Regions from separate parts of the Homo sapiens genome. Here region 1 is linked to region 2. Evidence: read pairs that join two places in POLR2A ChIA-PET (ENCODE). Cell type or tissue: GM12878. All regions are shown on one strand. Links, peaks and the distances in the headings refer to the core of each region. The heading gives the core; the rest is flanking DNA.

What was found. Peaks named below come from ENCODE experiments on the same cell type or tissue, not always from the same donor. Only the 100,000 strongest peaks of a DNase experiment are listed, where the experiment ranks them.
Region 1: POLR2A ChIA-PET joins it to region 2 with 5 read pairs; 4 of 35 experiments call an interaction of 5 or more read pairs at or near these places.

What each region holds. Positions count from the first base shown.
Region 1 is chr12:92,469,070-92,471,994 of GRCh38, reverse strand. The region is part of intron 1 of LINC02397 (long intergenic non-protein coding RNA 2397); the gene reads right to left. Among named protein-coding and RNA genes, the nearest start is that of LINC02397, 3.9 kb to the right of the region's middle. In GM12878, for the core only: no CTCF peak of the experiment used is centred there; DNase peaks (open chromatin) are centred at 249 and 1,199; H3K4me3 peaks cover 826 bases; H3K27ac peaks cover 2,430 bases.
Region 2 is chr12:92,121,232-92,124,156 of GRCh38, reverse strand. The region is part of intron 1 of LINC01619 (long intergenic non-protein coding RNA 1619); the gene reads left to right. Among named protein-coding and RNA genes, the nearest start is that of LINC01619, 20 kb to the left of the region's middle. In GM12878, for the core only: no CTCF peak of the experiment used is centred there; no DNase peak of the experiment used is centred there; H3K4me3 peaks cover 184 bases.

The sequences.
Region 1 (2,925 bases), core at 195-2,694, 350 kb before region 2:
GAAGAAATATATCCACCATTTCCCAAGAAAAAAAAACACATATACAATTTTTCATATAATTTCCAGGGATTCAAAGACTTTACCTAAAGTTCTTCCATGGATATCAGATTAAGAATCCCTCGTATAGGCCAAATGTTTTCAAAGTCAGAATTTCACTCAATAACAGCCCTGGCAGGTGGCTTTCTGATTCTGCATCTAGTGACTGAGAATGCTCATTTTGGGCACTTTCTCTTCCCTTATTTGTAATGAAACTGTTATTGTTGAAGAACTTATTTGGGGTTAAAATATTTGCCCCAGTTGACCACAGGTCTTCATTATTTGAAGGTATCTCCTATATCCCACACAAATCTTCTATTTTTCATGTTAAATATTTACCATCTGTGTCTTTTCTTGCATGGCTTCCAGACTCTTTCCTATCCTGGTCATTTTCCTCTAGACAGTCCTTAAGTGTCTTGACTTAATTTTGGTTCATTGAAATGAATAACATTTTTTATACTTGATATGAATAACCAATGCAAAATTCCTGGAAAATTTCTTTCATTTCAGGCACAGAGGAAAGGACTTGAACTGCCTAACATTGGCTAACATGTTGGTTTTGATCTTTGCTAGCCATTTTGACTTAGTGCTGGTTACTTAACCTCCTCCATTTTTTTCATCTGTAAAATGGGAATAGTTACACCTTCATTATAAATTTGTTATTTTAGCAGATAGTAGGTACTCAATAAATGGTAGATATTATTTCTACTCTTAATTCAGATTATTTGGGATATTTTGAAAGAAACATCATATTGAAGACAGACAAATATAATCTCCAAACTATTTTTAACCAACATTAAACTTGGCCTTTCCTACCGCAAAGTCATGATATTAAATTTTTTATTGAAGTACAAAATGTGATAATTACTTAATATTGCTAAATTGTTTTGTATTGGGTTTGGCTCATATGGCAGGCTTCTGAGATATTGCTAACCTCTGATCCTGTCATTCAGTGTGTGTTACCTGTCCTTCTTACTCTTGTGATCTTCAGGCAGGTGTACAGGCAAGGACCAAACTCCCCAAGACACATTAGCCACTTTTTCCAGAGTTGACATTAATTCACTAAACGACTTTCTATTGTGACCAGAGTTGTCATGTACCTTGCTGACAAAATGATACTAAGCATGTGGGATTTCCCTGACCGAATTATTTAAATAAAAAAGTGGGGGCGGGGGGGAAGAAAGAAAGAAATTGACATTGGTGTGAAACGATTTGTTTTGTGTGAGCTCATGCTGACTCAGTTGTTGAACTAAATCCTTTTCAAGTCCCCTAGTGATAAGAAAACTATAGGAAGAAGGCAGGGACTGTACCTTATTTGCACAGAGTCAAACAGATTTTGAGGTCCCTACATGTATAATAGATCATTTCTTTGACTTGCAGATCAGAGTGAAAACAATTTCAAGAGCAAGTAAAAGGAGAAAGTCTGGCTCTTCAAAGCATGGTCTTATTCCCTCACACATAAGGTGGCTCTTATGTTCCTCCAGAGAACTTGTACAGAGCATGGCATGGCGGTGGGTCTCGTCAGAAGGAAAAGTGTGGGTGGCTGGGTGTGAGGCTCCTCTCCTTGCCCAGACCCTCTAATCCTCTCCGAGGTCAGGCACAGGAAGGAAAAATAATAAAGTAGACATTTATTCCTTCCAAAAGACTTGCTAAAAGGAAACTCTCTGAGAAACCCCTTGGCTATTTTTATGAATGAAATTTTTTTAAAAAAGGTTTTTAGATGAATTTTCCAAATATCTATTAGTCTGAGAGAAAGAGGGGGAAAAAAAAGACTCAATGCTAATACCCTTTGCATGAGCTCTAGTTTGCTCTTGCCTCCAGCTGTTGAATGAGTTAGGGTCATATTTGGAAGAACAGCTCATTCTGTTTGGAAGGTCATGCAAGGGAGTCCGGAAGAGGAGGGGCGTGGAGATGCCAGACAGAAGGGCGAGCCAGCAGACACACGTGGACAGGGCTGAAGCCAGCTCCTCTTACTCTTGGTGTGTCACTGCCTGCAATGGAATCCAAGGGTCTGCCATCAGGAGTGCAGGAGTACTGTGACCTCTCTTGGAACCTGGCGGTGAAGTCTCCTAGAAAGCATGTTTATTCAGGGTCCCTGATCCACAACAGGAGCCTTCGCTTTGAATTTAGATTAATTGAGAGCTCTGTTAGTATAATTGAGTGCACTTTCCCATCCCTGCCCTCTATAAGTAAAGGGACAGTTAAAACATTTTCCTTTTATTAGAGTCTGTTCTAAAGTTGTAAGGTATGATGAGATGTAGGACGTGAAAGGTTTTACGTTCTCCAGAGGAAGACGCAATATCCAATCAATATATTTTTCTTATCTTAACCTGATATCTTATTTAAAGCAAATAACAAGTGTCCAAAAGCATCTGGCTCTATTTTCCTGGATAAAATGCAGGAATAAATTAAATTCCCACAATACGTAAACTCTCTATACAAATTAGCACATGGAAAAAGGCAACGATCCTTTCAAATAAGTGTTTAGTACATAAAATGAAGCTAACCCCCATAAGAACACTTATAAATGGTAACCTAAGACATAGCAAGGAATTAGTTTAGCTCTCTAAAAACTTACTACCTAGGAATGTATTAAATTAAGGAAGAAATTGACTCATTTGGAAAGGTGGTCCTTTTACATCATCTATACTACGTATATTTTTTAAAGATGAGGGTCTCACTGTGTTGCTCAGGCTGATCTCGAACTCCTGGGCTCAAGCAGCCCTCTTGTCTCGGCCTCCTAAATAGCTGGGAGTACAGGTGCATGTGCCACCATGCCCAGCCTTATAGTCTTATGTTTTTTAAATGATGCCTATCAAATAGAGTGGCCAAAAGCATGCTATTTTTTATTCTTTTATCAATAAATTTTTTTTAATTTTATTTTTAATT
Region 2 (2,925 bases), core at 146-2,645:
TTTGCTTCTCTCCTAACCTGGACATTATAGGAAGCACTGATGCTGTATTAAAATTTAGAGAAAGCTCCCAGTCTGTCTTTCCCAACATCCCTTCAGTTTCAATAAGCAAAAAAAAAAAAAAAAATAGTTGTTATACAAGCATGGCAGCTGCCCTGCTGCTTTCTGTATGGTAGAGCAATATGTCCTCATGTTTGCATCAGGAAATGATGTTTCAAGTTGAGGTTCTGAAGTTTGATTGCTCAATTCTGTCACTTGCTAAATGTTTAATCTCAGGTTACCCAATCTCCCTGTGCCTCAATTTCTTCCTCTATAAAATGAAAATACAGTCATGTGCTGCATAATGATGTTTTGGCCAACAATGAACTGTGTATACAACGGTTGTCCAAGAAGATTATAATACTGTATTTTACTATACCTTTTCTATATTTCTATATGTTCAGATGCACATGCTTACCATTGTGTGACAATCGCCTACAGTATTCAATACAGTAAGCTGCTGTACAGGTGTGTAGTCTTGCAACACTAGGCTATACCATGTAGCCTAGGTGTGTAGTGTAGTAGGCTATACCATCTAGGTTTGTGTAAGCACACTCTATGATGTTCACATAACAAGAAATCTCCTACTGATAAATTTCTCAGAATGTATTCCTGTCATTAAGTGATGCATGACTGTAATGTACCTTACAGGACCATTGTGAGAATTAAATGAGATAATCCACAGAGAGCACTTAGTGCTGTGGCTGGGATGTAGTCAACATTTTAATAAATATTAGCTATTAATTATTTTTAATTTTTTGCCCAGGCTATTCAGCCCTTTCATCCTTTGGATGCTGCATGAAGATAACCTATAGTAGTTAATTTTGTCAACCTGAACTGGGCCATGGGATGCCCAGATATTTAGTTAAACATTATTTCTGGGTGTGTCTGTGAGGCTGTTTCTGCAAGAGATTAACATTTGAATTGGTGGACTGAGTAAAGCAGATGGCCCTCCTCAGTGTGGGGAGACCTCACGTTGTTCTTCCGGCCCTCATCCAATCTGTTGAGGCCTGAATAGAACAAAAAGGCAGAGGAAAGTTGAATTCTAGATCTGCCTGACTGAGCTGGGACCCATCTTCTCCTGTCCTTGGTGCTCCTGTTTCTCATGCTTTTACACTCGGACTGGAATCTACACCATTGCCTCTCCACCTTTCAGGCCTTCAAACTGTACCCCCAGCTTTTCTGGGTCTCTAGCTTGTGGACTGGATCATGGGACTTCTCTCAGCCTCCATCATTAGGTGATCTAATTCTTTATAACAATTCTCTTTATACATATATGGGCTGGGTGCAGTGGCTCACACACTTTGGGAGGCCAAGGCAGGAGAGGCCAGAAGTTTGCAACCAGCCTGGGCAACATAGTGAAATATAATCCCCACTCTACTAAAAAAAACGAACAAACAAACAAAAACAACAACAACAACAACAAAAAATCTCTCTCTCTGTCTCTATATATAGTGAGAGAGATTGTGTGTACATTATATCTATATGTAATCTCTCTCTCTCTCTCTCTCTCTCTCTCTCTCTCTCTCTATATATATATATATATATATATATATATATTCTATTGGTTCTGTTTTTCTGGAGAGCCCTGACTAATGTGTGGTTTGCAGCCAGTAGCATTGGCATAATCTGGGAGCTTATTAGGAATGCATACTCTCAGGCCCTGCCCCTGTAATTTAAACAAGATCTCTAAATGAATCATATACATATTAGAACACACAATTCCCCTACTGTCTATGAAAATTCCATGTTTATAGTGATGCTTCATCAACTAGGGAACAGCCACAGTCTCATACTACATATTAAGAGGAACATCTGTCAGTTAAACAATGATCATTTCAGCAAAGACAGAGAGTTCACATAGATCTAGCCTCGTTTCAAATGATGAAGTTACTAGGAAATAAATTATAGTATTTTAAGGCCTATTCAAGAACTCTCAGAGACATTAGACTGGAGGGCCATATCTTTACTCTGAGTACACTTGCATACCCAAAAGTAAGGGAGGTGCAGGGGAAGAGAGACCTAATCAGGCACATTTTTATTTGCCTTGCTCTCAAAAAGAGAGCAGCCTACAAGGAAACTGGGTTGGGAGAGGGGTAGGGCTAGGAGTACCTAGGAGTCAAATATCTCCTGAGAAAAGCTGACCAAACAGAGATAAGTAAGAACTCTAATAACTACTAACAAAAGGTCTTTGAGCCAAGAGCCCTCACACTGCCCTGGCTTTCTATAGAGTTAACTTGTCACCTTGAGGAGGAGAAAGACTACAATTTCCTCATGGAATTGGCAGGAGTGAGAATCCATAAATTAATTGGGAAAGTGCCTGTAGGTAACATAACCATACCTGAACTTTAGCTACTCACCACCTATCTCTACCTTCTCTTCTGTCCTTAGTTACCCGAATTACTGAAAAAAATATTGCAACCACTAAGTGTCCAGCTTTCCAGCGTAAGTTGTAAGGAACAGTAATTTAAGGGGATCAGGTAAACATTGAACAGATATGATGGTAATCCACCAATGCTGTTGGGCAAATATCAGCACCAGATGAAACTGTGTCTAATAAAAGATGAATAAGAAGTAGGAAAAATGGGACTTCCCTGAAATTCATAAAGAAAAATATAATGAAAAAAATGATGTGTAAAAGAAAGACAAATAATACATATTCAGAAGAGAATTACTTAAGGAAATAAAAATAATAGACTAAATTTCCTTTGTCCTCTCAAAGGAATTAAAGCCATGGTGAATGGAAAGGAGAGCTGGCATGCTTAAGAAATGGAAGGGGAAAATATAAACAGTTTTGAACTGCTTTAGAAGGACCAGAATCAACACTGAAAACAAATCAGAGGTAAAGAGGGTAGGCATGAGAAGAAACCACAGAGAAGGCAGTGGAAA